2 separate regions of the Homo sapiens genome follow, and region 1 is linked to region 2. The links are chromatin loops, found by intact Hi-C in ENCODE. Cell type or tissue: IMR-90. All regions are shown on one strand. Each heading gives the region's core, and the rest is flanking DNA. Links, peaks and the distances in the headings are about the cores only.

The links. A loop is a pair of places that touch in the nucleus more often than their neighbours do. Peaks named below come from ENCODE experiments on the same cell type or tissue, not always from the same donor. Only the 100,000 strongest peaks of a DNase experiment are listed, where the experiment ranks them.
Region 1: it touches region 2 in a loop (2.2-fold over the local background); 1 of 110 quality-filtered maps calls a loop at or near these places.

What each region holds. Positions count from the first base shown.
Region 1 is chr5:138,792,936-138,801,406 of GRCh38, reverse strand. The region is part of intron 3 of CTNNA1 (catenin alpha 1); the gene reads right to left. Among named protein-coding and RNA genes, the nearest start is that of CTNNA1-AS1, 43 kb to the right of the region's middle. In IMR-90, for the core only: no CTCF peak of the experiment used is centred there; a DNase peak (open chromatin) is centred at 4,716.
Region 2 is chr5:138,840,579-138,849,049 of GRCh38, reverse strand. All of the region lies in intron 7 of CTNNA1 (catenin alpha 1), which reads right to left. Among named protein-coding and RNA genes, the nearest start is that of LRRTM2, 31 kb to the left of the region's middle. In IMR-90, for the core only: no CTCF peak of the experiment used is centred there; a DNase peak (open chromatin) is centred at 3,699; H3K27ac peaks cover 638 bases.

The sequences.
Region 1 (8,471 bases), core at 3,306-5,805, 48 kb after region 2:
AAAATTAAGAGAAAGTTAGGTATATCATGAATGCATAAAATATCTGTAGATACTAGCCTATTTTATCATGTACTACCATAAATATACACAAACCTATCACAGAAAGTTAACCAATCAAAACTTATGCACACAAACACAGGCCGTACATGGTGCCATTCGCAGTCAAGGGAAATATAATCAAACATAAAATTAATTGTAGTACACACTGTACTACTGTAATAATTTTGTAGCCATCTCCTATTGCTATTGCAGTATGGTCAAGTATTGTGAATATCCACTTAAAATGCCATATGATGCATCTGCATGCGATGCTAATCATCTCCACCTGAGCAGTTCACAGCCAGTAAATTGCATGACAGTGAAAAGTGATCATTCGTAGTTCTCATTCATCATGTTTAGTACAACACTCAAAACATTGAGAAACACCATGAAGCTAATACAAAGTGCCACTAGTGATGCTGGAAGTACTACCAAGAGGTAAAGAAAAGTCATGACATTGTAAGAAAAAGCCGAACTGCCTGATACATACTGTGAATTGAAGTCTGCAGCTGTGGTTGCAGGCATGAGCCACCGTGCCCACCCTTCTGTTGCACTTTTTTTTTTTAGACGGAGTTTTGCTCTTGTTGCCCAGGCTGGAATGCAGTGGCGCGATCTCAGCTCACTGCAACCTCCGTCTCCCAGGTTCAAGTGATTCTCCTGCCTCAGCCTCCCGAATAGCTCGGATTACAGGCATGCGCCACCATGCCTGGCTAATTTTTCTATTCTTTTTTTTTCAATAGAGACAGGGTTTCTCCATGTTGGTCAGGCTGGTCTCGAACTCCTGACCTCAGGTGATCTGCCTGCCTTGGCCTCCCAAAGTGCTGGGATTACAGGTGTGAGCCACTGCACCTGGCCTTCTGCTGCACTTTTTAATGGCATTTGGGAACCCTTCTCTTGGTCAGCAGAAGCTGCTTCCCCTGTTATCTTGACATTTTTAAAGCCACATCTCTCTTAAAGTATCAAACCATCCCTTGCTGGCATTAAATTCTTCAACTCTAGATCTTTCACCTCCCTTTTGCTTTAAATTGTCATATAATGACTTTGCTTTTTCTCGAATCTTACTAGTCTATAGGTATGCCTTTCTTATAGCAGCCCTGCACCCACACAGAAGCTGCATTTTATCTTGTGTTGACAAGATAAAATTATTTTCATAAAAAGTGCAGGGGTTTTCATGCTTGCTGCTGTAGCAGCTACAGCTTCATGGATTTTCTTTTTTTACAGTGGTCTGCTGAATTCATTTATCAGGAGTTCAAAACCAGCCTGGCCAACATGGCAAAACCCCGTCTCTACTAAAAATACTAAATTTAGCTGGGTGTGGTGGCGAGCACTTGTAATCCCAGCTACTGGAGAGGCTGAGACACGAGAATCGATTGAACCCAGGAGGCAGAGGTTGCAGTGAGCCGAGATGGCACCACTGCACTCCAGACTGGGCGACAGAGCAAGACTCTGTCTCTAAATACACACATACACACACACATACATACATACATACATACATACATACATACATCTACATCTACTCTAATTTATTTTAGCTCACAGCCCTAATGACAAATCCTTAATTTCATGGCTAACATAAAGTATTAGTAATGAAAAAATACATCAGAAACACACTGTATAATGGGTTAAAATATTCACACTTTCTCCATCAGCAAAACTATAAACAAGTATATAAATAAGCCCCCAGCTAAAAATGAGGTCCTCAAACTTCTGAATGGTCATCCTTACAAAAAAAAAAAAAATGACACTAAGACTAACTTGAGATGTTTAATAAGTTTCATTTCAAAATTAAATGTAAAAAGAACCCATGCTCAAAACCTTGCTTAAAAAAATTGTAAAAAGGAATCAACAACTTTTTTTTCCTCCATCTCTCATGTCTCTTAAAAGAACTCTAAAAATAAAAAAAGATGGCCAGGTATGGTGGTCACGCCTGTAATCCCAGCACTTTGGAAGGCCGAGGTGGGTGGATCACCTGAAGTCAGGAGTTCGAGACCAGTCTGACCAACATGGCAAAACCCCATCTCTACTAAAAGTACAAAATTAGCCAGGCGTGGTGGCACATGCCTGTAATCCCACCTACTCAGGAGGCAGAGGCAGGAGAATTGCCTGAACCCGGAAGGCAGAGGTTGCAGTGAACCGAGGTCACGCCATTGCACTCCAGCCTGGGCAACAAGAGCGAAACTCTGTCTAAAAAAACAAAATGTGGCAGAAGGCTGGGCACGATGGCTCAGCACTTTGGGAGGCTGAGGGTAGGGGATTACTTGAGATCAGAGGTTCAAGACCAGAACTACTAAAAAATAATAATACAAAAATTAGCCAGGCACAGTGGCCTGGGTGACAGAGTAAGACTCCATCTCAAAAAAAATTTTTTTTAATAAAAAAAATTAAAAATTTAAAAAGATACCTGTTAGTTTAAATTTATAAGATATCAAAAGTGCTCTCTGCACACAAAAGGGCAAACTGGGGAAACTGAGGTAGACAGGAACTATATCCAAGATCGCACGGTTGTAAAACCTGACTTTGTCCCAGCTGTTTCCAGTCAACTACACTACATCTACTAACAAAGGAGATGAAACTTAAGAGAGCTCAATACTACTGTACCATCTGCCATGAAATAAAATCTGTCATCCCCTGATGTTCTCTCCTGAGCTGGGAATAAAATAAGTTCCTCTGGAGTTTAAAACAAAGACAATGGGCAATTATAAAGTAAACAAACAAACAAAAAAACCCACAATTCTTTATTAGGAGAAGACAAAATCAAGAAGTTTTTGAAGCATCAAATATCATGAGTAAATTCCCCTGAAAGCAACCAAACTTTATAAAGTTACGGGGAAAGGATAGGCTTGGAAAATATTTGGGTGATGGATAAAAAAAACAAAAGGCTTGTTTGTTTTAACCTGAACCTGTTACATTGCTCCTTTAAAACAAAGAATGCTATGAAGTAATGTTAATGAATATAACTACTTCTCTCCCAGAACACTACTTGGTGTAGATGAAATAAGGTATTGGAACTGGGTCTAAATCCAGCTTCGATATTTGGCAGCTGTGTTACTTTGGGTTGTTTTATCTCTAGCTGTTTTCTTTTCTGTAAAATGAGTACACATCTCCCATACCTTACTCAGTTGTTTTGAAAATTAAATGAAATAATATATGCAAAGCTCAACAAATACTTCTGTGCCCCCTTCTATTTTTCCATCTACTTTTTCCAGTTTTTAAACCTATTTAGAACATGTCATTATCCACACACCAGCTGTTTCTTACCTTTTTAGAAATAAAGTCATGATACCAAGTTTCCTAAAGGACAGAGGAAATGTTAGCTTTTAATTTTAAATGCTGAAGCTGTAAAGGATGAGGGGAGCTTCCTTCACTCCACTGTCTATAGTGCAGAAAGTAGTAATAATTGTTCCTTTTGTGCTAATAGCTACAACCAAAGCTTGCTGTGCCTTACGTTTTTCCAACTGCTTTTTTTAAATTTTTTTTTTAGCAGTTTTTTTGTTTTGTTTTGTTTCATTTTGTTTTAAAGAAGTTCTCAAGTCAAGCTGGGATTCCTTCCAGTTCTCAGGAACTGGTCATCTTCCTCATCTATCCCATTTACAGTGTCACATCCCAAAATTCTACAGTATACTACAAAAGAAAGGTTCCCAACCACAACGTAATGGCTCAGAAATCCAGCTATGGAAACATCTCTACTGCCTGTAAAAGTCCTCCAAAAACCTCAATAAATAGGGCAAAGTTATATCTCCTTCCCCAAAATAATACTAAGGATACTTTTAAATAGCTTCTTCACCAGAACCTTTCTACCTTTAAGGTCCAGAAAAAATATTTTTGCCAGCCCAGTAGAGAAACACAGCTTATCTTCGATAAATTATACAATCTGCCCCCACCCAGGTATCTTCATTAATGGAAATGATTTTCATTTCCACTTTAAATAGCAGATATATAACAATCTGTACTGCACAGTGAGAATGGAGATCACAATGTGTTTATGTCCTGGGAAAGGGATGGGATGGTAAACACTACAACCAACACATACCAAAATATCGACAGAGCTTAATCATAAGGTGGTACAGCCTGATGGGTGATTGTTTATTGTTTATTTTTACTTTCTATAGTGAATATACTTTTATATAAAAAAAGTTTTTAAATGATAAAAATGCCAATATCTTTAGTTTGTGTGTATGATAATAAAACTCAGGCTTCAAATTTTCTTTTTTCTGAAGTATAAAAATCCCATGGCTGCTAGTTCATGCAAAAATGAAAAAGTAAAACTTGCACATATTACAAAATCTTTCTGTAAAAGCTTATAAAGTCAGCTAACTAGAGGGGTTTTATCCAAAATAAGAGTAAGCCAAGTGGTAAAATAAATGGGTATCTGTAGCCCCAATCTCATTTTTAAAATTTTCTGTAGAGTTGCTGCAGGGAAGAAGATTCAATGGTTACACAGACCTTAGGTAGGCATTTCTTAAACAGAACATTTTACAGGAGCATATTGTTTGTTATCAACTGCCAAATCCAAAAGAGAAAAGAGATTTTAAAGACATCCACCTGAATATGCTTCTGCAAACCAGCAAAAACAGCCCTGCGCTAAAATGACAAAAGCTTCCAGGAGAAGAGTTAGACACCATCAACTATCTTAAACATGTTCAAATTACTCATTTCAGGATCAGTTTCATGAGCATACTTGGAATTCCAACTCTCCCTTCTCCCACTGATTTCCCAGATAACCTTGCTCAAGTAACTTTGTTCTCTTTATCTCAAAATGATTTTAACTATCTAAAACCTTTTATTTCTTCTCAGATACCTACTACTTTTTTTTTTTTTTTTGAGACGGAGTCTCGCTCAGTCGCTCAGGCTGGAGTGCAGTGGCGCGATCTAGGCTCACTGCAAGCTCCACCTCCCGGGTTCACGCCATTCTCCTGCCTTAGCCTCCCCAGTAGCTGGGACTACAGGTGCCCGCCACCGCGCCTGGCTAATTTTTTGTATTTTTAGTAGAGATGGGGTTTCACCGTGGTCTCGATCTCCTGACCTCATTATCCGCCTGCCTTGGCCTCCCAAAGTGCTGGGATTACAGGCATGAGCCACCGCACCCAGCCGATACATACTTCTTAACAATAGGAGCCTTCAGTCTTTAAAGTAAAAAACTAGGATTGTAACTATTTATTAATACTATACTCCTTTGAAAATGTGAAAAGTGAATAAAACTCTTGACATAACAGTATTAAAGAGAAGTCTTTAGTTTGCTGGTATAAAATAATGTTCTTAAATCATATTACTCTCTAGAGGATAGTGTTCAGCCATTAAAAATTATGTTGTAGAAGAATACTTAATATTACAGAAAGATGTTCAGGATCCATTAAATGAAAAAAAGCAAATGACATAATCAAACCCAACATATCTCTACCCACGTGAGCATATTCACAGAAGACAAACTGGAAAGCATTTAGGACAAAAATGTTAACCATTAGTTTCATCTCTAGGATACAAAATTGTAAGTTTTCATTTTTTTTCTTTTTGCTCTTACTATCAAAACACATGTTCACTGCAGAAAATTAACGCTCATTTTAAAACCGTTTTTAATTCTACCCAGGGAGTAGAACTAGAGGAAGAAAAAAAAAAGAGAGAAAGTAACCAACATCACAGGCAAGCCTATAATAAAACTGCCCTGTACTTAACAGCTTGGCATCTTTTTACACAGTGTTTTACAGAGTAAAAAACATCCAGCCCTGGATTTAATGAATGCCCAAAACTTCCCTACCATGAGATTCCTAACTCTTGAAAGTTACTTTTTGGTGCTTTAGCTCCAAAACCTACTGATAAACCTACTTTATACCAAATTCTCTTAAATACATCTGATTTGATTAAGGGATCTCACCAACAAGTGATAGCTTTTTTCTTTTTTCTTTTTTTTTTCTGAGACAGAGTCTCGCTGTCGCCCAGGCTGGAGTGCCGTGGCACAATCTCGGCTCACTGCAATCTCCGCCTCCTGAGTTCAAGCAATTCTCCTGCCTCAGCCTCCAGAGTAGCTGGGATTACAGATGTGCGCCAACACGCCCAGCTAATTTTTATATTTTTAGTAGACGGGGTCTCACCATGTTGGTCAGGCTGGTCTCAAACCCCTGACCTCGTGATCCACCCACCTCGGCCTCCCAAAGTGCTGGGATTACAGGCATGAGCCACCATGACTGGCCAGCTCTTTTTTTTTTTTTTTTTTTTTTTGAGAGTCTCACTCCTTCACCTAGGGTGGTGGTGGTGTGCAGTGGCGCAACCTTGGCTTATTGCAAGCTTCACCTCCCGAGTTCAAGTGATTCTCCCACCTCAGCCACTTGAGTAGATGGGGCTACAGGTGAGTGCTACCACATCTGGCTAATTTTTGTATTTTCAGTAGAGACAGAGTTTCACCATGTTGGTCAGGCTGGTCTCGAACTCCTGACCTCAGGTGATCTACCTGCCTCAGCCTCCCAAAGTGCTGGAATTACAGGCGTGGGCCTGATAACTATTTTCATCTGTTATTCCACCAACTTTCATTTTACAACATAATAAAATAACAGGACCAAGACTTCACAAAATTATCTCCTAACTTCAAGATAATCCAAAGTTAATATATGTTTCCTACCCCATCCCATCTCCATGTCCCACCACTCCCACCCAGCCAAATTTTAATTCATTTTCTATGATCTGGTAATAAAATGTTTTCCACACTTGTCAATATAGATGCAAATTGGCAATACAGATGCAAAGAATAATAGACTTCATAACACAGCCCTTATAAGAAGGAACCAAATGGTAGTATATATTTGGCATAACCCACGTGCCCTATGACATGAGGATGATCCTGAATAACACACTTTAATCTTCTCAATCAAGCCTTCCATTTATCAAGGAGGGATATTTGGTAAAAACAGACCCCTAGATGATATCCCTGTAAGTACAGATAAACTGAGAATAACTCAAAGAATCCCTGACAGATGCCTTAAGAGAACTTTCTGGGATGCAGTTGTTTTTTTGTTTTTTTTTTAAATCCACACAACTGTTTATCTTTTGAAAGAAAAGAGGCCAGGCCCAGTGGCTCATGCCTGTAATCCCAGCACTTTGGGAGGCCAAGGCAGGCCGATCACCTGAGGTCAGGAGTTCAAGACCAGCCTGGCCAACATGCCAAAACCCTGTCTCTACTAAAAATACAAAATTAGCCAGGCATGGTGGCGGGTGCTGGCAATCCCAGCTACTTGGGAGGCTGAGGCAGGAGAATCACTTGAACCCGGGAGGCGGAGGTTGCAGTGAGCCGAGATTGCACCACTGCACTTCAGCCTGGGCGACAGAGCAAGACTCCGTCTTAAAAAAAAAAAAAAAAAAAAAAATCAACCCAGGAAATAAACATTTAATATGAAGTTATTTAAATACTATAAGCCCATCTGAATCAGAGCAAGCCTAGAAAACCTCTTAACTTCCCCCCCTTCCCCATCCCCTGAGGGTAAGGAAAGAAGCTTTGAAATTTCTTTTTCCAGTTGACAGACAGAATGGATTTAAAAAAAAGTTAAAATAAAGTAACACACATATTCATGTTCTCATTTTCCTTACTAATTCAAGTGTGCCCTGCTGCTATTCAGAAACACTCCAAAGAGAGGCACTTACTTCCTGATTACACATTCAAATAAATGCATAACATGCATTTCAACTTGGAATCACTTTCTTAAGAAATTAACTAGTAGAAATCATGTTACTGCAACATCATGGTTGAAGTCATGCCAAAACTAAAATTTTAATACCTAAAATAACTTCCTCAGCTACACTGACTGTACAAATATATTAAGGCAGTAATATTACCCACTGTAACTCATAAATATTATTATCCTGGTTAGTGTTATTTATTTTTGTGAGCTTAACAGGACAGACTTTTTAATAAAAGGGGAAAAAATGAACCACTTCAAAATGACATTAGAATGTAATAACTTCACTCTTCTTTCCTCAATTCCAAGCTGGCTACAGCAGAACACAAGTCTCTGCAAAGCAGCATATGCTCACACAAGGGTAGTGATCCAGAAGCAGACAGCATCCTTGAAACATCCCAAGTCAAAGAAAATATAGCCTCTGCCCTAAAGACTTATAGTTTAAGTCAGGCAGACAACTTTAAGACATAAAATTCCCAGATGACAACCAGCTAATGATTTTTCAGAATTTATATTTTGCTTTTCCTGCTCAAGTTAAATGAAGAACAAGAAAAAATGGATTAAATGGTGAGACTGAAGGAATGGGGTCAATAACAATTTTTAAATTAATTACAGTCTTCAGGAACATCTGAAAGGTATGAATTGGAGTGGGAGCACTTCTAACAAAAGACCAAGCCACAATGGGATCACATGAAAAGAGACATCCACAAAAATAAGAGGAGAAAACAGGATGAAAATTCTAAGACAACAAGGGGAAAAGGTAAGATA
Region 2 (8,471 bases), core at 2,649-5,148:
TCAGAATTAACAATAAAGAAGTATGCCAGGCAGGGCAAGGTGGCTCACGCCTGTAATCCCAGCAATTTGGGAGGCCGAGGCAGGCATATCATGAGGTCAGGAGTTCGAGACCAGTCTGACCAACATGGTGAAACCTTGTCTCTACTAAAAATACAAAAATTAGCTGGGTATGATGGTGCATACCTGTAATCCCAGCTACTCAGGAGGCTGAGGCAGGAAATCACTTGAACCCAGGAAGTGGAGGTTGCAGTGAACCAAGCTCACGCCACTGCACTCCAGCCTGGGCGACAGAGAGAGACTCTATCTCAAAAAAAAGTATGCCAGGCCCAATCAAAATGCACATTTTAATAGTAAAGAGAGCATATTATGAATCTAGGAATAAAGCTACCAACTTCAGGCAAGACAGTTAAGACAAATGGAGAGCAATAAAATAAGCTATGCAGCACAGTCAACAGGGACACAGTCTTTAGACATTATTATCAGAATACACATGTAAAAGGGAAAATTCTCCAAATGTATTTGACCATGACTGTAAAAGAAGAGAGAAGAAAAGGGGGAGCAGAGAGAGAACTAAGCTCTTGGAGGAGAATGATAAATGCAATGGCTCTATGAAACTACTGGAAATCAGAAGAGCTAAAAAAACAAACAAACAAAAAAAAGAGGACTTAAAGTGTGAACAATTCAAATATAAATTATTAGTTATAGCAATGTTAATAGTAACACTAGTATTAACAGCAGTGGTTGTGCCTTACATGACTCTTTTCTATACACTTGCAACCATGATGGGTGCATAGGCACCATTATCATCCCCAGTTCCCAGTTGAGGAAACATAGACTTGGGAAAGCTTAGGTAACTTTTCATGCTCAGTGCAGCTGTCAAGACTAGAACAGTCTCTCCATAGAAAATCCCTTCAATAACAAATTTATCTTTATGCCAACAGCATATATGCATTAGTAAATGTAGTTCAAACATCTCTGGAAGGAAAGCAAAGCTTCAAATTAGGTAGAATTTATTACCCAAGAAGCAAGACCCCTGAATCTCAGCTAGGTAAAGAAGAACTTAAAGAAACAGAGGTGCCACTTGATTTATCTCTAGAAACACAGGTAATTATAAGTGCTCCCAACAAGTTCAAAACTAACAAAAGATATACTGGCCTATACAATCTCTGCTACTTTCAGCTTTTACTCAGTACCACATAAAGAAACACAAACTTAATGACTATTAAGCTCCAAAGCAACAGAAATGGGAGTTGCCCAAATGTTTCCTTTTTGTAATGCATCAAAAGTTTACTTGGGGCAGCAAAAATATGCTCTATCTCCTAGTACATCAATTTAGAGAGAAATGCCCCTCCCCCAAAATATGCCCCACAAGCAACTGCCCACACTGATCTAAGGGTGACCACCTCTACCGTAACACATCTTTCTTACTTCCTGCCACAGTGCCTGAAATCCCACCATCAGGTTTCTCTTCAAGAATTTTCTTTTCAAAAGGAAAGTAAATATCCCCCGAATAAAGCAACAATAAAAAGTGGACAGGGGACATTATATTTGAATTCTTCAACTAATACTTTGACTAAGAAATTATGACATCGGCCTGCCACTCATGCCTCTAATCTCAGCACTCTGGGAGGCTGAGGCAGGAGGATCACTTGAGCCCAGTAGTTCGAGACCAGCTTGGACAATGTAACCAGACCCCTATCTCTAAAAAAACAGAGGGAGGGAGACAGGGAAGGAGACAGGGAGGGAGGGACTACGCCGGCTTTAAAAAGGAATGTTGTCAGTCTCCTCTTCCCTCCAAAAGGTGAAAATCCATGCTGTTGAACTACAAGTACTACCCAATAGAAGCAAAAAAGTAAAAACCTATTTTTAAGTAAATAAGTTAATGTTGCTAAAACAAACCACTTCACTTAAAACTTCTGCTACATCTTTTTTTGCAATTCCTTCAAGTGGGCCTAGAACAAAGCTTTCAGATACTACCATGTATTTAAGAGTGCCAATATTTCAACCAAAATACCCAACCCCAAAGCTCTGACTGCAAATAATAATCCAAACATGTAATTAATAGAAAAATTAGTTCCTTTTCATAGTTCTCAGAGCTGTATAATCAAATTCTAGGTGATTATATGCAGAATCTTCTAATAATCCAAACCATTCAAAAATCTTTAAGGGCTAACAATGTACATAATGTAGAGATCTAACACTTTTTCAGAGAGAAGACACCCTGCCCCCAAATGAAAAACACTCAGCTTGAAATGACACCTGTTCAGTATAATTTGAGGGGTTTTTTTTTAACTATTTTTAATTCAGCAATCCTTCATTCAACATTTGTATAATTTAAATGAAATAGTCACAGAAAATTGTAGGCCATTAGTTTGTCCCATACAAAGTCAGAAGATTAAAGAGGTCAACAGTGTACACAATATAGGATTTAATGTAGACCATGTAATTCTGGTGGCAATAACAGACACAGGCCGTGTTTCAAAATGGGAAAAATACTCTTTACTTCATGTAAGATGAACAAATTGCCTGAACTCCTACAGGAAATATAATTTAAAATACATATCACATCATTAGCAAACTGACATGTGAAACGCATGTAAATATCTTTAAATAATTTTACAAATATATAAGATAATTATCTACTGATACAGATTATATACTGATATAGGTCACCTAAAATTCACCCATTGATAGTGTACAATTTAATGTTTTTTTGGTTTATTCACAGATATGTACAACCATTACTACAGTCAATTTTAGAGCATTTTATCATCTCCTAAAGAAACCCAGTACCCTTGGGCCAGGCGCAGTGGCTCGCGCCTGTAATCCCAGCACTTTGAGAGGCCGAGGAGGGTGGATCACCTGAGGCCAGGAGTTCAAGACCAGCCTGGCCAAGATGGTGAAACCCTGTCTCTAAAAGTATGAAAATTAGACCCTGTCTCTAAAAGTATGAAAATTAGCCGGGCGTGGTGGTGGGCGCTTGTAATCCCAGCTACTTGGGAGGCTGAGGCAGGAGAATCGCTTGAACCTAGGGGGCGGAGGTTGCAGTGAGCCGTGATCGCGCCACTTCACTCCAGCCTGGGCCAGACAGCGAGAATCTGTCTCAAAAAAACAAAAAACAAAAAAACAAAAAAAACCTGTACCCTTTAGCTATCATTCCCTGACCCTATATCTATATGTGAATATTTAAGTGCTAAACTGTTAAGTACCCAGGACATGGCAATCAAGTACCCAGGACATGGCAATCATACTCGGTTATAAGCTTAAAAGCTCTAAATTTGTTGTCCTTTTCTTAACAGTAATTTAGTAGAAATTCAGTCTAAATTTGCTCCTTATGCCTCAAGGATCACAGTTTTATCCATTCTCTTCCACAAGACTCTTCAGATAATTCCTGTTTATGAAAAGGGGGACCAAGGCAATCAAAACTCTGAAGTATGTCCCTCTCACACACAAATGCATGCTGCTTCGCACCTACCAACAATTAAATGAAAATAAAGACAAAGCCTGTAAACACATTTTAAAATGTCTTAGTCGATACTATCTACGTGACAAACAGTAACCACCCTCATTCTATAGCATGTGACTTTCTTGTGTTTAGAAAGGTAGAATCAGGCTCCAATTCCAACTTTGCTGAACAGGGCCTTAAAGAATGTTAGACACTTTCTTCCTCCACCCACATTAAATATACACCCCCTAAAACTGTTGATTCACCGGATTCTCAGCTGCCAAAGAAAGTAGACTAGCTTAGTGTTTGACATTTCCTTTTGGCAGTCATTAGTCCTTAATGTGTCACTGTCTAGAGGCTAAACCGAATAGTTTTATTCATTTCTACTTTAGCAGCTCATTTTCGTGGGCCTAAGAAAATGTATCAAAGGCTAAATCCACCCTAGAAGAAAGTTGCCAATCTAAGATTTTATGACACAAAAATAACAATATGATCAAAACATCTCTTTCCACAAGCCCCGTATTGCTCAAGTCTGATTCAGTCCTGGCTCCTTCGGCAGTAACTTTATACACAGGAGCAAATTAAAGGGAGAAAAACAAACATTTCAAACACCTAGGACAATGTCAGTGAGCCACCTACTAATGGGGAAAGAAGACTGCTTCTAGCCAGTTATGCTTATTAAATAGTTTTTCATTCCCACCAAGCCAAGAGGTTTGCTGTCTCCTGCACACTAATTAATTTTTGACTCTAAATCTTTGTTTTAACCTTAGCCCACTCCCCAGAGCCAATGAATGCCAATCTTTTCTTTCTTTGTATATCCTACTTACTATACATAATTCTATACTTGCTCTAGTGCTTTATAATAATAAAATAATAGGTAATTTTTTAAAATCTCCATTACTAGCATTATCTAAGCCAGATCTTCTCAATTCTTACTTTCGTCCCCTAAAAAAGAACACCAAAGAAAAGGAAAGAGACAGACAATGGTAGATTTAGAGTCAAACAAAGCTCCCTATGTCTTTTAACAACCAACAACCAAAGTGAGGAATCTAAAATTATACTGGCCAACAAAATAGTGTTACAGCCACCTAAAATTGTGTTGAGGCAAATTCTCAAGCATAGGAAACCTGAAGACAGCAAGCTAACCCCTCCACCAAAAAACACCTGATTACTGCCATTTATTAAATTCAATTCAATCAAAGTCTAGTGAACAATGTAAACATCACTACTAAATTATATAAAAGTCAAGCAGCTAAGAGACAAAAGGTTTCGTACTATACAAGACAGAACTTTAAAAATATGACTCTGGGGCCAGGTGCGGTGGCTTGTGTCTATAATCCCAGCACTTGGGCATGCCGAGGCAGGTGGATCGCTTGAGTCCAGGAATGTGAGACCAGCCTGAGCAACACAGCAAAACCCCATCTCTACTTTTATTTTTAAAATTTTAAAAATTTTTAAATTTTTAAAATGCTCTGCCTATGGAGTGGCCATTCTTTATTCCTTTGCTTTCCACAAACTTGCTTCCACTTTGGTTTAAAAAGAAAAATTAAATTACTTGGGGAAGGGCCAAGTCTCCAAAAAAAGCCTTAAGAATTGCACAATGGAATGCCTAGATGAATAGGCAATGATCACTTTTGACCTTCTAAAAAAAGTGCTTACTTTTAATTTAGCCAAGAAAATTCTGCACTGTTCAGTAACTACAGTAGACTCCTTTTGGGGGAATCCAGAAACCCAAATTGAATACAGTGACAAAGGGTTTTACTTCAAGGACACATATACAGAAGAACCCAAGTACAGCTGGGCCACTGCCCCTAGAAGCGGCCATACAGGAAGCCCAGGACACTCCTCTTAGCTGGCTATCCCATTCTCCAATCTCAAATGCCTGACCCATTCTCACCCTCTTTGCTGCCTATCTAATTCATAGCTGCTACTCAGCCATAAGTTCACTTTGTCAAGACCCCTATGACCCTGGCTCTACATAATGGCATCATTTCCTTTTTCAGTTTCCATTACTAATTGCATCATTTTCCCATTATTTACCCATACAAATCCCCAAGAGAATCTAATTGGCTTAAGAATCAGCATAGGCACCAGCCAGCCTATAAAATGGAGAGTGAGAAGAGGACTGAGTGGGATAAAACAAGGCCTTCCAGGGGTTGCAAAGCATGCAAATGCCCTCCGAAGGGTGTACATATGGCAAGGACTGTGCTCTCAGACATCTAACATGCTAACACCTACTCAACTAACCATCATGGTGATGACATGTCCTTTAAAAAAAAAAATTATTATGAGTTTTTTCTAACATAACCACCAAAAGGATTGAGAATACTAAATGAACTCCCTCACTTAACCATTACCAAACTTTAAAAATCATCAACTTTCTGCTTTCTTGTTTCATTTATCACCTTTCCATTGGTTTTTCTGCTGGAATGTTTTTAAACAAATCATACATCTCACTCTGTAAGGAATTATCTTGTATGTAACCATTCCTCCTAAACCAACTTTCATATCTGTTCAAATCTTGAGGGTTAAGGATAATTCACACTTGATCAATACCTTAAATCCAAAATATACAATTATTGCTGTTTATTAACATAACCCCCAAATTAGTGTAATTCCAGGTTCAGAGTGGTTTTAAGAAAATGGTTAATGGAGCATTGGATAGAAAAACCTAGTTGAAAAGAGTAGTTTGATTTTTAACCTCTACAGTTGGCCAATATGAAAGCCCTGTAGAAAGCAAGTAAGAGGTGGCCAATGGTGTCAGGTGTTTTTTAACTGCCATGATTAGAAATTTTAATTTTAAAATTGGATTTTTATCTGAACGCTACAACATTTAATATTGCTTTGAAAAAGAAAACTCAAACAAATTTCTTAACCCATTTAGGCCTGGTGTTCCATTACTGCAACGCTAAGCTTCTGGGAGCTATTTATATCCTACTGCTCAAGGTCATCATCAAGGTCTGATTTTCCACAACAAAAAATTTGCAACCTCTGGCATAAATGGGTTAGAGCCTTGAGTCTGTTTCCTTAACTGAAAAACTTTAACGGCATAAGAAAAACCAGTTTTGAAAAGGTGAGGGAGGTGAGAGGATCCTTTATCACAACAGAAATCACTAAATAGTATATATTAATGGCCAATTTTAGAAAACAAACAATTTTCCTATATACAGTGGCTTCGGCTATTTTTCAGCAAAAATACAGAATCTTCAAAGTAACATAAACAATATGCTCTGCTCCTGGCAACAAGTGTGTTTATTAGTATGAGCTTAAAAGATTACAGTTCAGTATTACTGGTCTTTGTGTGAAAAATGAAGTCTCATTCTGTTTCCCAGGCTGGAGTGCAGTGGTGCCATCATGGCTCACTGCAGCCTCAACTTCCCGGGCTCAGGCTCTCCTCTTACCTCAGCCTCCCGAGTAGCTGGAACTACAGGTGTGTGCCACCATGCTCGGCTAATTCTTAATATTTTTATAGAGATAGAGTTTTGCCATGTTGCCCCGGCCGGTATAATTTTTCTAATAAAATATCTCAGGTCATTTTATACCAGGAAATAGTAAGCAATATTCTTACAGACACAAGAGCAAGGGCAAGCCAAAACATTAATCTTTTCACTCCTAGAAGATGACTTTCATGTTTGAATCTATAAAACCAGTAATTCTCTCTCAAAGCAAGGAGAAGTAATTCAGGCTAATATGTTCCAGTGTTAAATTTAAAGGACGGTTAGCCCTTAAGGAAGCCTTGAAATACGATGTCACACTGTATTCAACTTGGTAGATTATTATAAACTGCAAACATTAAAGTGTCTTCAACTGGGGTTAAAACCAGAGCAGGAGGCCAATCATTTCAAAACATCTGAAAGTAATACTTGTAGGATATTTACTGACCAGATGTTATTTCAGCATAAAGTAACTCAAAGGAAATATCTTCCTTATGTTTCCAAATTATGACATTACAAAAAGCCCTAATGGCAGTTTTGAGAGAATGACCAAATGGAATTGGTGCCCAACAGTCTTTGGTTCTATATATCCAATATTCCTCTTCAAAACAGGCCTGGTGCAGTGGCTCATGTCTGTAATACCAGCATTTTGGGAGGCCAAGGCAGGTTGATCACCTGAGGTCAGGAGTTCAAGACCAGCCTGGTCAACATGGTGAAACCCCATCTCTACTAAAAATACAAAAATTAGCCGGGCGTGGTAGCGGGCGCCTGTAATCCCAGCTACTCAGGAGGCTGAGGCAGGAGAATCACTTGAATCCAGGAGGCAGAAGTTGCAGTCAGCCGAGATCACACCATTGCACTCCAGCCCAGGTGACAGAGGGAAACTCCATCTCAAAAAATAAATAAATACATACATACATATATACATACAACATAATAAAATAAAATAAGCAAGCCATTGAGTTGCTGGCAAGGACTTCATTAGCAGTCATCAGATATGAACAAAGATTCAACTGAAAATGAATAAAATAATCCCATCTAAGAATAAAAACATATTCCACAGACTTGTGCCCTTCTAAGTTGGCATTATGACTGAGAAATATATCAACCAAAGAGGCAACTTTCAACACAGCAGGTCTGAAGTCAGAAAGGAGGAAATCTCCTGTCTCCGACAAGGACAGTTTGGAAACTCAATGCTCATGACAGAACCTGAACTACCCATCATGAAAAGCAGAATGGCATCCTTTTATGTAACTATATTTAATGAGGGGAGGAGAGGGTTAAAGACAAAAAATAAATAAATAAACATTATGGCTAGTTTGAGGGCAGACAAACCGAACACACAAACCCAATTTGTTTAATCCTTAACTGCCCTAGTCACAATGAGTTTTTATTTACTACCTTAAATCCTCTAAGACACCTAATTTTAAAAAAATGTAAAATGAATGGATAAAAACTATTAGGGTAGAAAGTTATGATTGATAAGCTTTTAGTTTTACATGTTTGTCACATATGGGCATTCTAAACTAAATAGGTGGCCTCCCACAACTATTAATTGGCTACATTTAAACAATCACAATATTTTTAATAAA